4 separate regions of the Homo sapiens genome follow, and regions 1, 3 and 4 are each linked to region 2. Evidence: chromatin contacts called from ENCODE Hi-C or POLR2A ChIA-PET data. All regions are on one chromosome and are shown on one strand. Each heading gives the region's core, a stretch centred on a gene start or an enhancer-like site at or near the end of the contact. The rest is flanking DNA. Distances are from core to core; before and after follow the strand shown.

Region 1 (5,052 bases), core at 1,600-4,099, 6.4 Mb after region 2:
ACTAAATTTAAAACGTTTTCTAGCAGGATAAAGTGGGAGGAAGGAGGAACAGAATTAGTTAAAAGAAATATTTTCCTTGGTTTTCCAGTTGAAATATTGAAGGAAGGAATAAATACATCTGTTCCCTACAGCAAAGAATGCCATTTGAGTAGTATAACAGAATGAACAGAGGTTCTGGGTTTGAATACTAACTTGAGCTTTACTATCTGAGTAATGAGTCACCATTTCCACGACTGTGTTTATACTTCTGTAATAAAAGGCCAATAATACTTCCTCTATTTATCTAAGAGTTACTGAGACATCTCACGAGAGGGAAATAGTGCATTTCTAGAGGAAGGGTAAAGTAGCAAAACATTTTCAAAAAGCAATTTTAAAATACGAAACAAGAGCTTTAAAGATGTATCTCATCTTTGATCCAGTTCTAAGATTTCAAACTAAGCAAACAATAATAAAAGACATAAACGGCTATGTATTCAAAGATGTTTTTCCACTGGGTGCAGTGGCTCACGCCAGTAATCCCAGCACTTTGGGAGGCGGGTGGATCTCTTGAGCCCAGGAGCTCGAGACTAGCCTGGGCAACACAGCCAAACCCCCGTATGTACGAAAAATACGAAAAAAAAAAAACATAGCTGGGCATGGTGGCGCTCACCTGTAGTCCTGGCTACTTGGGAGGCTGAGGTGGGAGGATCACCTGAGCCCGGGAATATTTGGGCCTGGGAAAATGTTTATTACAGCATTACTTAAAATCAAAAAAATTAAAAGTAATGTAAATGTCAACAGAAAGGAGAGATTCGGTTATGTAAATAGTGGTAGCAAATGGACCATTTCAAATTTTGATTTGAAGACCTACGTTTAAAGAAACTTCTGACACTATTAAGTGAAAAAATTAATAGAATATAAAACACATATTTTAGTAATTTAAAAAATGGAGTGGGAAGGAGGAGGAAGGCTGAAAAGACATAACCTCAGGTGCTAAGAGTAGTCATATAGTAGTTTTACAGCGAGTAAAAGATTTACTTGTTTCCCCCCTCTGGTTCCATATTTTCTTTAATGTACTGATATTTTTACTATAAACACAATAAACGTAAAAAGTTTCCCTTTTGTAGAATGGTTCTGAATAGAAAGCATTCAACAAAAAAGATGAGCATTCATTCACTTTTCAAACACAACGGGAATCTACTACGTTCAGGCACAGAATTAACTTGAGGGGATAGGTTTTTGTCTTCATTCATTTATCCATTCTAATCTGGGCATTTACAATGTCGCAGGCACAGTTCTAGACGCTGGGACTACAGCTGTGAACAAAAGAAAGTCCTTACTTCTCCAATCGTTTTCATTCTACGGATCACGATTTCAATTATTTCAGCAACCATACAGTTATATGGTCTAGAACATTTCTAAACCTATCAGCCTCACGACAAAACACGGCTTCAAAGTTCTTTTTTTCCCTTGGACGCTAAGTGTTCTTAACAGCTTAAAAAGGGACCTCATATGGTTAATTCAGAGCATGACAATATTCCTTCTTCAAAGCTCAGGCAATGCCACCACCTCATATCTATAAAGTACATCACAGTTTAAAGCGGATTTCCCTCCACGTTCATTTTCAAAGCGAACCAATACACGGGGTAGGTACGTTTTCTGGTGCTCCACAGCCACCCATACCAACCTTTGACTTGGTTTGGAAATTCCCAAGGGTTAGGGCTCAGACAGGCAGAAGGCCAGCTCTACCTGCAGAGCTGACCTGGACAAGTGTCTCCGTGCGGAAGGATCCCCCCCGCCGCCCCGCCCCAGAAGGACCTGCAACCTCGACAGGGCAACCCGGGGACACCCCGCATCATCTAATGAACTTGGGGGAGATGACTCCGGGCATTTCACAACTTCCCACCGTCGCAACACTCACAACAGAGCCCCTGGGCGTTAACTCCCTTCTCTCGTTTTAAAAAAGTTACAAAGTAAAAACAGACACCACCAACGGCTTTCCCTAGACTGCAGGGCCGCAACCGGGCTAAGCTCGCCCAGGGCCAACAAACGCTGAGCTCTCCACCCGGGCCGGCAAGGCCTCCCGTAAAAGGAGCGGAGGCAGAGGGAGGGCCACGGGGGAGCCGGCCCTGCACTTCGAGGCCCGGGCCAGGGCCCGCCCGAGGCGTCCGGCCACCAGGTCACGGACATGGCGGGCACACGGGAGAGGGAAGCCAAGGCCGCAGGACCGGGACCGGGTGACAGGTTTATTGCCCTCAGTGAGCAAGTTGAGTTTCTCATCACCCTCCCGCCCCCAAGTCTACACGCGCATCCCTTCCTCGCCCCTTCGCGTACCTGACACACACACGCGCGAAATCCCGCGTAGTCCGAGCGCTCCCCGACCTGCAGAGGCCGGTCCCCGAGCTCGGACTCCTTTTCGCGCCGATCAAACAAGTACACCGTCCTGTGGCCGACGCCTCCGCCATCCTCCTCAGTCCCCACAGAGGCCCCACCAGGCCCGCCGCCGTCCGCCGCTGCCATATTGGGGAAAAGGAGAAAAGACAGCGACGCCTGCCGCCGCCGGGCTCAGGGCTGAGGTGCGCGCTCCGCGCGGCGCCTTCAGCTCCAGCTCCCGGGGCGGCTCGAGGCCTCGGCCCGGCGCGCTGCAGCTCCTCGTCAGCGGCGGCGGCCGAGCAGCGGCAGGCGCGAGGATCACCCGGGAACCGATTCAAACGCGCTCCTGCCCGTGCACCACGTCACTTCCGCGGCCCGCCACTCCTGAGGAGAAGGGGACGCGCGGCGCGCTCCTCACCGGGCCCGGGCCCAGCGCCTATCGCCGCCCACGCGAGCCTCACGGTGCGACCCGCGACCAGCGCCGCCGCCGGGACTGTGGCGCAGGAGGAAGAGCGGTGGCGGGTGGCGGGCGGCGGGCGACAGCGAGGGGCGGGGCGAATCCAGCAGGCCGCGCGGGCAGGGGCGGGGCTTCGCCGCGCGCGCGCCCGGGGCCCGCCCCCTCGGCCCTCGCGAAGTTGGAAGGAGGCTGAGTCTTTCGCGGCTGCCTGCGCCCTGCGGGTAGTCCTCAGAGGCCGAGGCGGGAGAGCAGGGCTCGGGGGCAGCGGGGGAATCTCCCGAAGAGCTGTGTTCTCTCTGTGGAAAGGGCCCCGCTGCCTTCCCGCCTCTCCAGGATCCCGACTGAGCTTGTAGGTGCCGCGCCGGCTGACTGAGCCCTCTCTGGCTGGGTCGCGTGGACGCGGCGGCGGGAAGCTTCAGGCCGGCGGTACTCGCCGGGCGCAGAGTCCACCAAAGCGAGCACGTGGGTCCCTCTGCCGAGAAAATAGGCGCTACGAGAGCCGGCGCCCCTTTTTCCTCCTCATTTCTTAGTAGTACTGGGTGGGCTCCAGCGTGGGCCCCCGAGGCAAAGCGGGTCCGTGAGAACGTCAGAAGGGCGCTCTGTGACGTCACAGCGTCCCCGCCCCCCGCACCCTCTGGGGGCCCTGGAGCGCCGACGGCATTCGGGGTACGGGGGTGACTCCAGCGCCCTAGTTTTAACGCTGCCTGCGCTTCGCGGTCTCCCACGTGCGTGTAAATTCTGAAAGAACCCACGCCACAGTTACTAGGGTTAAATTAGATGTTCGCAAAATTCTTAAGGCCTAATACGTTTTCAATCAAAGCCTTTAATCGTCGTTACCGGGCAGCGTTTCATTAACTATCCTCATCGTGGGCAGGTAGTGCCCTAACTCAACAAATAAAATGCCATTGTTAGAGGACTAGGTTTACTCTCCAGTTCTTAGAAATCGTGAATACTGTATACTTGAGAGTGGTATGTAAATTCAGAAACCCAAAGGTAGCAGATAGAGGGGTTTTTCAAATCTCAGAATATAAGCCTGGATAATAGTGCGTTTTCTGTTTTACTAGGTTTGCTAAAACCTTATATGGACAGACTTACAAAGTTAGTGTTATGTTAGAAACCTAGATTTGCTTGTGGATGTCAAGACGTTTCAAGATCGTGGGGAATGTGTGTATAAATTGACTACACATATACTAGAGGTAGACACCAACTAGAACGAAATTGTGAAGGCGTGTTTGGGGAACATACATTGTTTGGCTGGAAGTGAGGAGAACTGAGCGGTAGATGGTGGAAGATAAAATTGGAAAGACATAAACTGTGGCCAAATGCCGTTCATGTTCCTTAAGGTGGAGGTGGAGGAAAAGAAAACAAAAAAGTAACCCCCGATTCTAATGGAATTTCTTTGAAGTCTGATGTTTTATTTACCTTTCAAATTCATGCGAATGTCTCATTCTATTCCTTTATATAGTGGTATTTGAGTTAAATGACTCAAAGAAAAACACAAATTGTTTTTCTAATTCTTAGTTAATGGGTAAGATGAATTGCCTCTCTACTTCAGCAAATTGAGATTAGAGCTGGAGATTCGTCATCAGGGCAATTTCTCATTTCTTTGTAATACCAGATTATACAAGCACACCTCTTTCATGTCTTTAGAAGAGATTTCAGGATCATCTCTAAGAGATTTTTTTTTTAATGGTGCCAGAGAAGTGTACTGCAGTATTATGGGCAGCTCTTGATGGGAACATTGATGTCTTACCTTGTTGAGAGATCGAGTCTGAATCAGTTTCTTAATGGCAGTATGGCATCACTTTTGTTCTCAGAATATCAAACAATTTTTTCATCAAAGAAAGATGACGAGTTTGTTCTTTATTTAATTGTCATCACAAGTAAATAAAAGCGTTTGAAATGACCCACTTCCTTAATGAGTTCTCTTCAATTGACTCTTAGTTTTTGTTAATTAGCTATCTTACTACAGAGTAAAATATTTAAGTGGCCTTGTATCAGTTATTTATTGCTACATAACGAACTTCCCCAAAACTTAGTGGCCCCTGAAGAAGTTCCCCATTCCCTTCTTCCTTGCATGTAGCTCAAGTTTGAGTCAGGCAGGATTTGAGATGCCACAGACCCAGACCAGGTGCAGCTCAGAGATGGTGAACGAGATGGTGAACAATAGCTCTTCATGTCTGCAATTAAAAATGGCCTCCAGTAAAACTACAGTCGTCCTTTGGTATCCTTGGGAAATTGGT
Region 2 (5,213 bases), core at 2,611-5,110:
CAAGTTTAAGAATCTCTAATGGAATGGGGAAAACATTTCATTGTACAAAACTTAAAATTTGGAAGGAAAAGTACCACCACACAAGATGGCATACTTCTAGTATGGCTAAGTAGACACTGTCAGGGCAAACCACTGAATAATAACTATAAACTCTGGACAAAATATTTTATAAAAACAAAAGCTTTCTGAAGGCACTGGGGAACAACCAAACAGGCAGACACAGAAGGGGAGTCTACATTCATAAAAAACCAATGAGGTTTTTGTTTTTTCTTCACATCTTTTAGCCTGAAGGCAGGCCTCAGTGAGAGTTTGGAACAACAGACATGGTAAAGTGGGAAATCCTAGAAAAGGAAGAGCCAGAAAGGGGGAGGGAGCCCTATACATTCTGTATATAAATTCTACGGAAATCTCTGGCTGAACCCTGAACCATGCATGTACATGCTGCAGACTCCAAGGAGCCTAGCTAAAAGAACGGAACCAATATTTGATCTGCTGCCCACAAGGGATATGGATAGCAACAACAAAACACACTATTTGGAGGAATAAAACAGGATCTAGAGCCTCTACAACGTATCATTCACAAAATTCAGCATACAATCCAAAATTGTTCAACATATGGGAAACAAACAAAAAAGGAAAACACATTTTCAAGAAAAAAATCAACTAAGATTACCAGACACAAACTTCAGGACAGCTATAATCATGCCTAAAGACATAAAGGAAAATATCCTCGATGAATGAAAAAATACACAATACAGATGGGTCGCTGACTTACAATTGCCTGTCTTGCAAATTCCCAACTTTACAACTGTATGAAAATGATAAGTATTCAGCATGCTCCTCGATTAAGTCCAGATAACCCCACTGTAAACTGAAATTTACATACTTTCAATTTACAATGGGTTTAATCAGGATGTCATCTCATTGTAAGTAAAGGAGCATCTGTAATTGAAAATGCCACCACAACCCTCTCACCTTCGAAACTACAATAGCAGCTTGGGAATGAGGCAGTGATAAGTTCTAAAGTGGCATCAACATTACAGAAAAACCATGGGCAATTACTGAAGAAGGGAATAAACTTATTCTGATTATCTATTACTCCATAATTTATAACTTTTAGTCAATTACTACAATCACCTATGAGGTATTATCTCAGTTTACAGAAAAGAAAAATGAGGCTCAAAGAGATTAAGATGGCTCAAGATCACACAAACTAATACTTAATTCTAGCCATATTTTAAGCAATGATGAGCTGAAAAGCCTCGTCAAGAGAATGGCAGCTAGCAAAGCAGAAATTAGATTAGGCAATTTCTTTGAAAGCGTAAATAATCTTTAAAGGTTTCTCATTTAGGAAAGGAACTTAGGTAGACTTTTCTTGTACTTTTCTTGATACTTGCTAGGTTTAATGTGAAATCTCACTACTTGTGAAAGGTTAGAAGGGCCTGGTTGTATAAGTAATAGAACATCCTCACAATGGAATGCTATGTAGCATTAAAATGACAGTATAGAAATGTCTACTGATAAGGAAAGCTGTTCAGAATACATTACAAAAGAGCAGGCTACCAAACAGTATAAATACCTTTCCATTTTTGTAGAAACAAATTGTCTGTAAGGTCTGTTATGTGTAGACATCAAAATGTTAACAATGGTAATTTCCAGGTTGACAAGACAATGGATGATTTTTATTTTTTGAGCTTACTCTACTTGCTAGTCTCAGTATTGTTTTTTCTACACACGTATGACGTGTGTAATAAAAATTAAACTTATTCATCAACTCAAATATTTATTGTGTACATAGTGCATATCAGGTACTATTTGTTTAAAAAAGGGGGGAGGGTGGAAGGGGGAGGGAGAAGGGGAGACGGATGGAGAGAGAGAAGGAAGGAAGGAGGGAGGGAGAGAAAGAGAGTTCCAGAAACATTAAACCTGGATTACAATGGTCCTCCACTACCTCAAGTTGTTCTTTTTCATTAAAACTGCTTTTCAATTTATACTTCTAGCCCCTTTGCCTCAAAAACAAAAGAAACAAAATCTACAAGCACTCTAATTTCTTTTCTTTCTACCATGTCTGATCCTCATCATCTTTCACCTAGCATTCTGCAAGAGCCTCTTATCTACTTAGTCTCCCTGTTTCTGGGTCCAAATCAAACCCATTCCACCCTCAGTCCTATCCAGTGACCTATCCAAAACAGAAACCACATCTTATTCCTCTACTTTAAAACCTTTCACTGACTCCTGACGGCCTCTAAAATCAAATTCTTTAGTATGGCACGCCAGGAGCTCCAATATCTGGCCCCTGTCTCTCCCTTATTTCATTTGGGAACACACCTTACCTCCAACAGCAGAGGGTGGCTTCTCATACATACCGATCTTTTTCTTGCCAACAAGACTTTAAGTTGTCCTTTCCACCTAGAATACCCTCGGACCCCATGCCCAATCTGTTAGTATTACCTTCAGGAAAAATCTTATGCACCTTGAAACCACATTGGATGACCCTATTCATCTCTCTAACACTGTACTTTTACATTGTCTCAACCTTAAAGTTCCTCTTACATGAGACTATCAATTCCAAAAGAACGGGAACTGTCTAAATCTTTTCCTTATCTGTAATATGAGGAAAAAGTAATACCAGCCTCAAAAATGAGATGTGGAATGTAGATATTTAACTCGGTGCTTGGCATACAGAAAACAGTTATCAAATGACTATCATTATTATCCACACTGTTAACTAGAGCTCAGCAGTGCATGACGTACAGTAAGACTTCAAATGTTTATTGAAAGACTGAACTCTGCAAAAAGGAATATTCCCATTTTACAACTGAAGAAACTGAGGAAGATTAACAGCACAAAGTCATAGAGCCACAAAAGGCAGTTAAGCTAACATCCAAACTCGAGTCTAACTCTAAAGCCCTGAATTCATTCTCAATGAATATACACTAGCTCCCTCTTGCTGAGAACTGACTTAACCTATTTCACTCTTAGAAAACAAACAAAACTAAGGCTTCTTTCCAGTATTACTTGTGTAACAGGCCCTGTTGTTATAATCGACATTTCTGGAAATCTGCATTTTTAGATTAACGTGAAGGAGTGTTTCAACTTCTCTGCAATTCAATTTCCTTGCCTACCATGAGATGTACTTGGATCTCAAAAAGATCATTTAATCTCTAAAATCCTGTGGTTCTTTAATTGGGTGCTGTTATTTGCGGCGCCGTTCTTTCAGAGTTAGTTTGATACCGTTTATTTAGCCAGCATTTCCGATATGCAAAGCACAACTGCAGTAAATCAAACATTGGCCACCCTTTTCCAGCCCTAATGAAGTTCTCCCTAAGCCTTCACGAAGCAAGCCAGAGCTCTCCAGTATGCTGCAACCTAAAAGCATCGAGGTCACTAGGCTTGAAACGAGAGGTGCCTCCTTCGGAGCGACGGTCTTCGAAACTGATCTGGCCAGAGCAGGCCTAGATTCTGCGCTACAGCAAAACAGCAAAAACAAACAAACATATATATATATATCACCAAGCAGCCCCTCTTTTCTGTCCTCCTCGACCAAACTAGGAGTACACTTCCCAGTATGGCAACCCTCCCTCGGGGCTTCTCACGGTGGGGCTGCAGCGGCCTCCCTAAGAGGGCTAAGGCCGCAGTGTCCTTGCCGCCGCCTGCAGGCCCGTGCAGAGCCCAGGGCTCTCCTGCGCCCAAAACTAAGGGAGACACGGAGAGCAAGAGAAGGGCGGCGGCAGCGCCGGGCTCAGCTTGAGCCTCCTTACCCAGTGGGCGGTGAGGCCAGCCGCCCGGGCCCGGAGCGCCGCGGAGAAGAACATGGCGGGCCACACTGTTCACCTTCCCCAGCCGCGCCAGGCGAGAATCCCGAGCGCGCCCAGGGCGCACAGCGTGCGCGCTCCCGACCCCAGGCCTAGGCGACCCGGACGGCACGCCGCTCCCTTCGCCGAGGGGCGGGGGCTGACGGGAGGGAGCGAGGGCGCGCGGGGGCTGCTGGGGCCCTGTGGGCGGAGACTTCCCGGGGGAGGGGCGGGGACCAGTCCGTGCTCGGAAAGGGAGGTGTCCTACGGGCCGCTGCAGGGGTCCCGGCCTTGAAAAGAAGCGTCCCGGAGCTGCACCTTGGGCTCCTGGGTAACGAAGCGCCCGCCTGGATTTATAGGGGTGAGCTTCCCTCATGGAGAGCCTTGTGAGGATTAGCCACCTCCTCTTATATTGCTGTTAGTTAAAAATAAAGTCGGGTTGCAACCCACTATAAATCTTATTCTACATGTTACGAATTCAAGACACAGAGGGCTGCTATCCAGTGTGCTAGCCATAGACACCAAATGTCTTGGTTCCCAATCTTTTGCATTAGAGATATGTGCGACATATTTAGGGGTTAAATGGTATGATGTCTGGAATTTGCTTGAGAATAGTGGGGAGCGGGAGGTGAAAAATAAAGCAAGTTGGCCGTTAAGTAAGGCCATAGAAGCTGCATGGTCGTTCTTATTTACTATTCTCGGTACTTTTGTACATATTAGATATTTTCCATAATAAAGCTGAAAAAAAAACCCACTTCCTTCTTCATGTTTGTTTGGTTATCTCTGGAAATTCCAACAAGTATTTATTCAGTAACAGCTCTAATGTGCACAGCACTATTTCCTGGTGTGGACTTCCTCTTGATTTTTTACGTCACTGCCTTCTTTTCTGGAGTGTCACGTCCTGTACCCACCCCCTTCCTTTTGCCCATTTTCTTTGCTATAATAAACTTGTGAATAATTTCTAGAACATTCACAGCAGCACAGGGATTTTAAAAATTTATCCCTCATTAGTTTAAAAACTCAGAAATATTCCATTGCAACCCCTATGAATCATATTTCGCAAATCACAGAATTCAAGACACAGAGGACTGCTGCCCAGTGAGCTAGAAATAGATACCAAATGCCTTGGTTCCCACTCCTTTGCCTTATATTTTATGTTAGTTTGCCTCTCCTAAATTAGCTTCAGTATTTCCCTTTAAAAGGAAAAGACAGTCTGGCCCTTAATGTAAATGTATTTTGTTATAAAGTTACCTAAATACTTATACACCTGGCCGGGCGCGTGGCTCACGCCTGTAATCCCAGCACTTTGGGAGGCTGAGGTGGGCAGATCACGAGGTCAGGAGATCGAGACCATCCTGGCTAATACGGTGAAACCCCGTCTCTACTGAAAATACAAGACATTAGCCGGGCATGGTGGCA
Region 3 (4,697 bases), core at 344-2,843, 5.7 Mb after region 2:
GCCAGTTGATCCGAGTTTCAAGTTTAATTTCACTCTCGCTGGGAAAGCCTGGAGGCAGAGGGAAGCTCCGCGCGTTTCAGGGCCTCCCACAGAAACGCAGCCGAAGGAACCCCGCTGGCCTTGAGGCTACCCCCCAGGAACGCCCCGCAGCGGGCCGGGTCTGAAAGAATGTGGAGTTCCAAACTCCAGGCGGCTCCCGGGCATGCGCAGTAGCGCCGCCCCTCCCGTCCGCTTCCCGAGTGATTAACTTCTGTTTTGAACCACTCCACATAAATCACGACAGAAACGCCACCTCCAGCCCACAGCGGAACACTCGGGGGACCTCCCAGCCAGGGACTCAATTTTTGTTAACTTCAAAAGGGACTTCACACTCTGACCTTTCGGGGTGTTTTGTGTGGTTTCTCCACCCCCCGTCCCCCTCCGGTGTATTTTGTTTTTAAACCAAACTGACGGCAAGTTTTAGTTGTAAAGCTTCCAGAACACTTCGTGGAAACAATGACAGCCTTGCTCTTTGCACTTACAACCAAGCCTGCTTGTCACATTTGGACGCATTTTGACTGCATGCCGCTTGAAGCTGCTGGCCCTGGGTGCTAACTCTTCCTCCTGCCCCAAAATTCATCGTGGGAAAACTTTTAGAGACTGGGGATTTGTAAAAGTCTAGCTTTCCAAAGCTGTTTACACCCGAGGGCGATGAGGGGGTCCAGAATCGCATTCCTTCGATCGTAAAAACACCACATCCCTAAAGAACAGTGCTAGGGCCCGGCTGGGAGTAGGGGGGCGGCGGGGGCGGGGGCGGGGGGAGCCTAGGAGTGGAACTTTCAGACAAAGCCGCGGCGGTCCCGCGGCCCCGGCCGCCTGGGTCCGGATCGGGAAAAACGAGGGGCTGGGTCCTCCCTACTCGGACCCCATATCCCCAGCACGCGAGAAAGAGCGAGAAGCCACGCGGCGGCTGGGCCGAGCGTGGGGTGTCGGCGGAGACAATGAAACTTGCAGGCGCACAAACAAGGCGCTGAGCGTGTTTCTTGACAACGTGCCAGCAGCGTGGAGAGGCTCGCCCCACAACAGCCCCTCGTGTTGTGTCTAGCAGGAAAACAGCCGCTGCCGTTTCAGACGCAGCCTCAACAAAGAGCACGGCCGCCACTCCAGCATGAGAGCCCCTGGGCGGAAAAGTCCACCAAGTGACTCCGCGCGGCGCGGCCCGGCCAGCACGTTTCCCCGGACTCGCGTCTTCTGGTGCGCGCAGCCCGCGGCCGCCTTACCTTTCTTGCCTTTCATTCTGGATCTCCCCTCCCAGCGCGAGGCAAGGCGGGGGTCTGGAGGGGCCAGGAGCGGGGACACAGGGGATAAGCGAACGTCTCCTTCACAGCCGACTCTCCCGTAACTTGTAGGACGTGCTCCAGCCGTTATTGCTAAACAGGACGCTCTGATCCCAGGCGCCCGCTCCTTGGGTGGAATTCAAGTGACACTTGGGCTTCCTCCCGCCGGGATCTTCTGGCAGCCGGCCGGGGGCTCTCCCTCGCCCAACTCTCTCCCCTCCCCTCTCCGCTCCTTTGTTCCCTGCTCCTGCTCGGCGCACCTCGGCGCTGTCAGAGTGAGAGAGGCGAGGAGGGAAGGTACAGGAGGTCCTGCCTCCGCCCCCAGCCGCCCGCCCCGTCCCCCTCCCGCCCCGCCGCTCCTCCGCCCCTCCCCCGCACCTTCCAGCCGGGAAGACTGGACCGAGCGCGGCGGCCGCTGTCACTCGTCCCTCGGGGGCGGCGGTGCGGACGCGGGGGGTGGCCGGGTCCAGAAACACGATCCTTTCCGCCTGCCGCGCACGGACCGCCCGCATCCCTCGCCCGGCGGTGGGGGCACCAGCCGAGCGCCCCAGGTTTCTCCCTTGGGCCTTTCTTCCCGGGGCTGGCGAGGGTGCGTTTGGTTCGGAAACTGCAACAGATGGAAAAAAGGACACCTCCCTCCTTCCCTCCTCCACCCCCGGGAAGAAAAGCCTCCCCGTCTCGTTTTTGACAGCTGCCCCGAACTCTACTGGCCCTGCTCTAGCCGCACGAGACAGCCGCCTCTGATTCAAGGGGCGGGGCACGGGAGGAAAAGTATTCGAGACAAGAACCAACTTCTTCCAGAATGCGCGGCTGCCATTGACACGCGGGCGCGGCGCGGCGCACCCTTCTCCTCCCGGGGCTCTTCCTCCAGCAGCGACAGTGGGAGGTCGGCGGGGGTGGGGCGGGGGGGAATGATGAGACACAGCCTAAACGAACGTCTGTTCCCCCGGGCTAAAGCTGCGAGTTCCGGACTGGATTGCAAGGCAGTTTCGAAATCTGACACGTTGCGGACAGACACTTGTCACGCTCACATGCTCTTTAAACGTCTCTGCCCGGGGACGGCCGGGCGCGCGCCTGCCTCACCAAGACTCCGCCTGACACCCCGAGTCGCCGAACCCCGGCAGCGGCCACTTTTATAGCTAAGGGGTGACCACGCCGTGCCTGCTCGTCTGTTTCGGTCAACAGTGTCTACTCTTCGGATTGGAACCCTGCTAGGGGATCCCTCCTCCCATTTCAAACAGAAACTAGCCATTAAGTAAACACCCGTTCCTGTTGGCTTATTTTGGTCCACAGTTAGGAGGGATCCAACAGGAGTTTCTTGATGAAATTGCGCTTTCAAAGACCAGATGCTGTTTGGCTGACTTGAAGAAACGCATGCCCCCTCCTCTGGTTCTAGTTTTCGCGTGGTTACGTCCTGTTGTTTTGAAGCAAACGAACTGTCACATGCCACACAATGAGACTTCCCCCATCACTTTAAAAAAAGGAAAGAAAAGCCCTAAACGTAAATAAGCCTAGCAGAGACAGCGCCCGGGTCTGCCTCCAGTCTGGGCTCTGTGCTGTTTTTGTTCGGTAACCTCGGTGGAGATCCCGGCAGAAGAAACTCTGTGGAAATAAGATTAAACCCGAGGAGTACTAAGACGGCCAAGGGATAACTAACTCGACTTCGGAGCGTCTGTTTCAGGAACTAGAGCTAGCCTGCCACCCTCCCTCAAAAAAAAAAAAAAAAAAAAAGACACCCCCGCCCCTAGAATGCGTGGAGGCCAGAGTTTAAAAAGCCTGGGTGGTTTTTCCAATTACAGGACTAAAATGAATCAACAGGGAAAAAAAGCGTCTCTCTAAGAAGGCAGCAACCTTACGATTTTTTTCTTCTGTGGTTTGCTGACTGCTCGGGACAGAAGAGAACACACACCTAAAACGGCTCGGGGGGAGCGCGGTCCTGGGGACAAGCCACCCGCCCGGACGCTGCCCTGCAACTGCCGGGAGCACAGTTCCTTCCCGGACCTGGCTGCAGATGAATCAGCTGCTGCGCCCGGTGCGGGACAGATGTGGCGCAGGGAGGGGGCCAGCGCCCCCGCCGCCCGTTAGAGGGGGCCGCCTCGCTATTTCGTTTGAAGGGTTGTCTGTGGCTGGGATTGGTGGCTCCTATCCGCTGGGGAGCCGGGAGCGGAGGGAGGAGAGACGCAGGGAGGAGGAGCCGGGGGCTGGGCGACGCTGCGACTCCGCGGCCTGAGTGGCAGGAGCCTCGTCTGGAACCGGGCGGTTACTGGGGAGACGCTTTGTTTGCTAACTTCGAAAGCGGCTTCGGCTGCCTCGGCCGCTTTCGAAGCCACTCCACAAAACACGCCTTCGGTCGGTTTAACCCTACCTCCCCCCCCGCCCGCTTTAGCCAGCTCGAGACAAAAATGTTTCCCTCTTCCCCGTGGTTCTCCTTGGCCACGCGGTGGCTCTCATTATGTACACAAAGGTAGCTTTGCTTTCGTCCAAGTGGACTTGGCTAATGACTGCGATTCTCAGGCAACCGAGATGGGAACCGAGAATTGGAAAGGGTTTATAGCTTGAAAACAAACTTTCCAGGAGAAGGGGGGAGGGGCGGAGACAATTGAAAGCCTCTTTCGAATTAGGGGGAGGAAAAAACGGAGATGTGAACTCACCTTGGCTAGAAGTCAGGCTTGATCGGGCCAATGCACAACTTTTGCCCGAGCAAGTCATATCCAAACGGTTGTTAAAGCTGGCGAGGCACTCCAAAGAGAAACACTGGCACAATTCTGTGATGTAGCGAAAGCTTACAGCCCAACCGCTCCCGTAGATGCACCCCCACTGCCTCCCCCCAGCCAACGCTGATCTCAAACTTGTTTGGAGTTTCGGATTCTTGGTGCATTCTGGGAAGAAAGTGCCTAGGGTCAGCGCAACGTAACAAAGGGAACAGCCTCAAAAAAGTGGGCTTCAGATACCAGCAATTGCTTAGGGTATTTTTTGTTGATTCGTTTTTCTCGAGGTGGAAAAACAAGTTTCATTTCTAGCTCTGTCAGTCCCTTCCAGTCTCGGGGCCTTGCTATAAAACGGATTCAATGACTTTTAAGATTCTTTCCAGTGCTTTTTTTTTTTTTTTAAAGTATATAGATTCAAATTTGCTACATATTATTTGCTGATTCATATGAATGTTACTTGAATTGGGAAATTGCTTGAGTAAAATTGAGGCGTTGCTTGGTGCTGGCGGAGGCTACTGATAAACGTTTTTCACCATTATTTTTTTTCTCTCCAGGCACACATAGTTCCTTTTGGCGTCTTATCTTCTGAAGCTGCCTCAAGGCCAAGCAAAGAAAGTTGTTAAAAAGTTAAGTTACTTTTCACAGCCTGCAAACCCTTCAAAGGCAAGAACTC
Region 4 (4,664 bases), core at 1,197-3,696, 6.1 Mb after region 2:
ACCTCAGATCCTCCAAAGCACACCTCATCCTGGCTAAATCTCATTCTCTCAGGAGGGAGTCCTCTGAGGCCCAACACCAGCTCAGAACGATTCAAAAACTCCCCTGTACTTTTTCTCTGTAAAAGACAAAGGACAGGACAATTCCCAAGGCTCAGAGCCTTTGTGTAGTCAGTTTTCTGTTGAACTGATTTTGGAAGTAGCACAAAGTAGCAAGAGCTCTTACTTTTACATGGAACTATGCTTCCCTAACCTGGCTCATCTTCATAATTAGTTCTTAAGCTTTAAAACAGTCAGAAATTTGCATTTTTTAAAACCACCCAGAATGATTTTCATGTACACAAACTTTTGAAGCAGTGTGGTAGTAAGTAGTGTTCTTTAAGTTCAACCTTGATAGGAAGTTCCCCACCAGGTCTACTCTTTTTATTTCCATATCTCTAAGTTGGTTCATGCAACAGTCATCAAGACTAACTGATTCTCAGCTCCCTGTGTGTGTCTCTTCTACCATAGAGCTGTGCAGTCTCTTGCCTGAATTTGTTGTGGTGACTTCTGGAGTAGTCTCTCTGCCTTTAGCTACCTCTTCTCTAGTTCATCCTCCCCCTGTGACCTAATCCTGTCGCTTCCCTGAACAGAAGAAGCACTGATTGCACCCATTGCCCACATGATAAACTTGCACAGGGTCAAAGGCCTTGTGGCATCTCACTCTTGTCCCTCAAACTTAGCACACTTTCCCATAAGCTGTTCTCTCTGCCTGGGACTGCCCACTGGGAACCTTCCTTCCTTAATCTGTTCAGCCCTTTACACATACTTGCACTTCTAGAACAAATATTTTCTGCTGCTTGAAGCCTTACCTAACTCTCCCAAGTAGATTTTTTCTCTTTTTGTTCTCTAGTCTTCCTAACAGTCTCCCAAATAGCATTATCATAAGGGATTATATAAGACAGTATTTGTTATATCTCTTTCAAGAACCAAGGTCCTCTGAGAGAGGATGAGGGCAGAATTTTGTTTATCTTCATAAGGACTTACTGTAGTGACTGGCATGAAATAGGTGCTTAATTTTGACTGTGTGAAAACTGAACTGTACCAGAAACAGGCCAGTATAATGGGCATCTTTTTTTGTGATTGTTTCTGAGTTAAACCTGTAGGAGGATTACATCGAGAGGCCTTTCCCGGGTAAGGCTTCTTCCAGATTTCCTTTTTCATTGTGATGAAAAAGCTGTCTGGATACTCGGTGTATTCAGGAAGTTTGCTGGGAGGCACTGGGTTTTCGTTTACAGAGTCTGTACAGGGACTAAATCGTCCTAGAAATGAAGGAGAACACTTTGACCAGTCGCCCTACACTGCTGGGGCAGCAGGAGACCCGCTGTGTTCTTGAGGAGACATTTGGGGCTCTTTCTCCACTGAAGGTCTAGGAGCGGTGAGTGTTAGAGGCTCAGCTGTCAGCACTTCTCATGGGCCATCTTAGCTTCAGGAAGACCGCATGGGCTTTAATGAACCATCTGTTTTGTGCTCCTGGGGGGTAGGCCAGGTTGTTCTTGTGCGGCTGCTATTTTCTATTTCTTGTTTTATAAAGTGAGAATTTAAAGATAGCTAATATAAAATAATACAAAACTAAAGAAACAAATTGGCATTCTACTATGACGGGGAAAAGAAATAACCAGGAAGTACAAAGTAAGGCATTTGCTTGAATTTAAATGTCTGAGAACAGCTTCCCTCGGAAAGGCTGGATTCCCCGTCAGGGCTTGGCGTCGGGAGTCTGTGGCCCTGCTTTCAACTTACCCTAGACTGCGCTGTGTTGTATACTCTTCCTTTCTTCTGTCTAGCTAAGTTGTAACCTCCTTTCGTTCTTTGTAATCCCTTAGCATCTGGTGGGCACACTGTAAATGTTTTGTAAAATGTTGACTCAGTTAAGCACCTACACGATGTGGGCAAGCCCCTGGGGGACTGTCACCCCCTGCCCTCCCTGACCGGGGAGAAGCTTGCGGCAGCTGCTGCGTGGGTACCTTTGCGTTTCATCACTTACTTTTGGGGGGAAGTTTTTACCATCCAGAATCCCCCCCAGATTCATATTGGCCACCTCTAGGTTACTCTGGGATTCTTTGAGAAAACCATAGGGATTTAGTATAACCTGAGTTCAGCCCTCAGATTTTTTTTGCCCTCAGGGACACCACATGACCTTGAGACCCAATGATTTAAGCCATGGGTCAGAGGTAGTGGAGAAAGTTGGGACCCTGAGTATAGGTAGAACTGGGTTCTAGTGAATAGTAGACACCTCTTATCTCAATCTCAAATTTAAAATGAAATTAATAATGCCTGCTAGCATAACCCACATTCTCTTTTTGAAAATCAAATGAGGTATGTTTGAGGAAGTTCTTGAAAAATATTACATGCTAATCAAATGCAAACCGTAATCATGGGTGTCCTGAAGGAGTTTGGTCCAGGAGCACAGGGGCAAGCTGGAATGTTTACCTACATCCTAGGTAACAGTGTCCTGTTGTCTATTTCCTGAAGCATCTGGTGTCTCTCTTCCCTCCTAGCATACTCCTCATGTCCATGAGCAGAAAGTTAGCTGCAATGGCATGTTCTTTGGTAAAAGCTGTTTTAACCTCTGTCCGTAAGCCTCATGACATGTGGCGCTCCCAGGAGTCTGCTTTGTAACACTGGACCATGGTCCAGCGGGAGGGTTAATAGTAGTGGTGTGAGGAGACTTGGAGGGTAAGTATGGCTTCTTTGGATTCCCTGTAATCATTTCATCTTTAAGTAGTCAAGTCGCATTAAGTAAAAATGATACTCAGATTGCTGAAAGCAGCCCACTTGCAGTAAGAAATCTGGAGGCTTCATGAAGGCTTTTATCATGTTTACTTAGAGCATTTCTGTTACTTAGAGATGCAATTAAGGGCTTAGGTTCTAGGCTCATACTTGAGTTTGAATATTAACTCTGCCACTTAATAGTGTGCTGACCTTGGATATTTCTGAACCCGAGTTTCCACATATAAATGGGAATACCAAATCCATGGGTATCTGTGAAGACTACATGAGATAACATACAGGTTAACATAGCACTTGACACATGAGAGACGTGTAACAAGTTTAGTTGTGTGTTCGTTGGTAGTAGTACTAACAATACTAGTACCGATTAGATATTTGGAGATAAACTTAAGAAACAGATTTTGAAACACTTAAAATAGTGGTTTAGAATGTATCCATTTTGAGGCCAGTCGTGGTGGCTCACACTTGTAATCTCAACATTTCGGGAAGCCAAGGCAGGTGGATTGCTTGAGCCCAGGAGTTCAAGACCAACCTGGGCAACATGGCAAAACCCCGTCTCTACAAAAAAATACAAGAATTAGCTGGGCATGGTAGCACATTCCTGTAGTCCCAGCTTCTCCGGAGGCCAAGGTGGGAGCATCGCTTGAGCCCAGGAGGCTGAGGTTACAGTGAGCAGAGATCGCACCATTGCAGTCCAGCCTGGGCAACACAGTGAAACCCTGTCTCAAAATGAAAATAAAAGTAAATAGAATGTGTCCATTTTGTGCTGATAATTTATGAATTTTTTTTATTGTTTTTAAACTACCTTTTATCTCTGATTACTCTTTTCCTTAACAAAAGTTATTTTTGATTGAACACATCAAATAATTGAAATAATTTTAAGCAGTTTTTGTAGGAGGGGGATTGGTATTTGAACCTATTTACTGATGCTTTTTTTTTTTTTTTTTTGAGATTGGGAGTCTCACTCTGTCACCCAGGCTGGAGTGCAGTGGCACGATCTCAGCTCACTGCAACCTCTGCCTCCCGGGTTCAAGCGATTCTCCTGCCTCAGCCTCCCGAGTAGCTGGGGCTACAGGCATGTGTCACGATACAGGCCAATTTTTTTGTATTTTTAGTAGAGATGGGGTTTCACCATATTGGCCAGGCTGGTCTTGAACTCCTGACCTCAAGTGATCTACCTGCCTCGGCCTCCCAAAGTGCTGGGATTACAGGCGTGAGCCACCGCGCCTGGCCCATTTTATTTATAAATCCATACTCCATATAGTGATTATTCATTTTAGTTTCTTTGATGCTCAGCAAAAGATGCTAAGCTGATCTTCAAACTTTTGGTGAATAACGAAATCTTGAAAGCTACCATTCATTCCAGTGTGTGTCCTTTTATACCTTAAAATATTTGATAAGAAAAATATGATAGTGGGCACTGTCAAATTTTATGCATGAAGGACTAATTTGGCGTATTGAATTTTATATGCGAAGGGCCATTTGGTCTCTAATAAGTATTGTAGTTGCTTATTTTCTACTGCTTTTTTTTTTCTTCACTTTTTTATTTGAGTAATCAATAAGTACTTCTTTTCCTTCGGAGCTCCCAATACTTAATCTAGCCCATGGGAAGGTACCTAGGCCTAAACAGCACACTGTATATTACATACACTGTGTAGCAGTCAGGCCACATCTGAGCCATTGTGTCTAGCTGTCTTTAAATATCGTTTTTAAAGATGGACATAAATAATTGTCATAAGAGTCAGAGTAGACCCAATCAGTTCACATATTTTAAGGAACAAGAATGCTTAGCCTAGAATAGAAGAGACTCTGATAAATTCTTTGGTGTGTTGTGGTTTCATTTGGAAGAGCGTGGTAATATTCAGTGTGATTTCTAGTGGACATAATAGTTCTCTGAC

Evidence for each region. A loop is a pair of places that touch in the nucleus more often than their neighbours do. ChIA-PET counts read pairs that join two places held with the same protein, here RNA polymerase II (POLR2A). Pooled maps may share reads with other maps.
Region 1: a loop to region 2 is called in a pooled map, with 12 times the contacts of the local background. The contact joins the promoter of SMCHD1 here to the promoter of NDUFV2 in region 2. A Hi-C loop is called at or near these places in 1 of 37 single-sample maps with no recorded cell type and 7 of 50 pooled maps. POLR2A ChIA-PET finds 5 or more read pairs at or near these places in 1 of 52 experiments (T-cell).
Region 3: a map of CD8-positive, alpha-beta T cell shows a loop between it and region 2 (6-fold over the local background). The contact joins the promoter of TGIF1 here to the promoter of NDUFV2 in region 2. A Hi-C loop is called at or near these places in 1 of 168 maps with a recorded cell type or tissue (CD8-positive, alpha-beta T cell) and 7 of 50 pooled maps. POLR2A ChIA-PET finds 5 or more read pairs at or near these places in 1 of 52 experiments (naive thymus-derived CD4-positive, alpha-beta T cell).
Region 4: a loop to region 2 is called in a pooled map, with 7 times the contacts of the local background. The contact joins the promoter of LPIN2-AS2 here to the promoter of NDUFV2 in region 2. A Hi-C loop is called at or near these places in 1 of 168 maps with a recorded cell type or tissue (naive thymus-derived CD4-positive, alpha-beta T cell), 1 of 37 single-sample maps with no recorded cell type and 9 of 50 pooled maps. POLR2A ChIA-PET finds 5 or more read pairs at or near these places in 2 of 52 experiments (activated CD4-positive, alpha-beta memory T cell and activated T-cell).

What each region holds. Positions count from the first base shown.
Region 1 is chr18:2,653,523-2,658,574 of GRCh38, reverse strand. It overlaps SMCHD1 (structural maintenance of chromosomes flexible hinge domain containing 1), which reads right to left and starts at 2,849. Exons shown (of 48, transcript NM_015295.3): 1 at 2,314-2,849. The coding sequence starts at 2,499. It also overlaps the pseudogene CBX3P2. RefSeq lists silencers at 2,147-2,326, 2,557-3,006 and an enhancer at 4,041-4,670.
Region 2 is chr18:9,101,346-9,106,558 of GRCh38, reverse strand. NDUFV2 (NADH:ubiquinone oxidoreductase core subunit V2) reads right to left here and starts at 3,860. Exons shown (of 8, transcript NM_021074.5): 1 at 3,762-3,860. The coding sequence starts at 3,815. RefSeq lists an enhancer at 2,791-3,500 and a silencer at 3,773-4,132.
Region 3 is chr18:3,447,068-3,451,764 of GRCh38, reverse strand. TGIF1 (TGFB induced factor homeobox 1) reads right to left here and starts at 1,593. Exons shown (of 3, transcript NM_003244.4): 1 at 1,260-1,593. The coding sequence starts at 1,275. LOC124904237 (a long non-coding RNA gene) reads left to right here and starts at 1,109. Exons shown (of 2, transcript XR_007066269.1): 1 at 1,109-1,233; 2 at 4,579-4,697. RefSeq lists enhancers at 1-276, 2,364-2,553, 2,141-2,760, 2,654-2,793, 2,761-3,382 and silencers at 854-903, 1,544-1,703, 1,734-1,843, 3,504-3,573.
Region 4 is chr18:2,964,782-2,969,445 of GRCh38, reverse strand. LPIN2-AS2 (LPIN2 antisense RNA 2) reads right to left here and starts at 2,446. Exons shown (of 3, transcript XR_001753322.2): 1 at 2,404-2,446; 2 at 1,777-1,874. The region is part of intron 1 of LPIN2 (lipin 2); the gene reads left to right.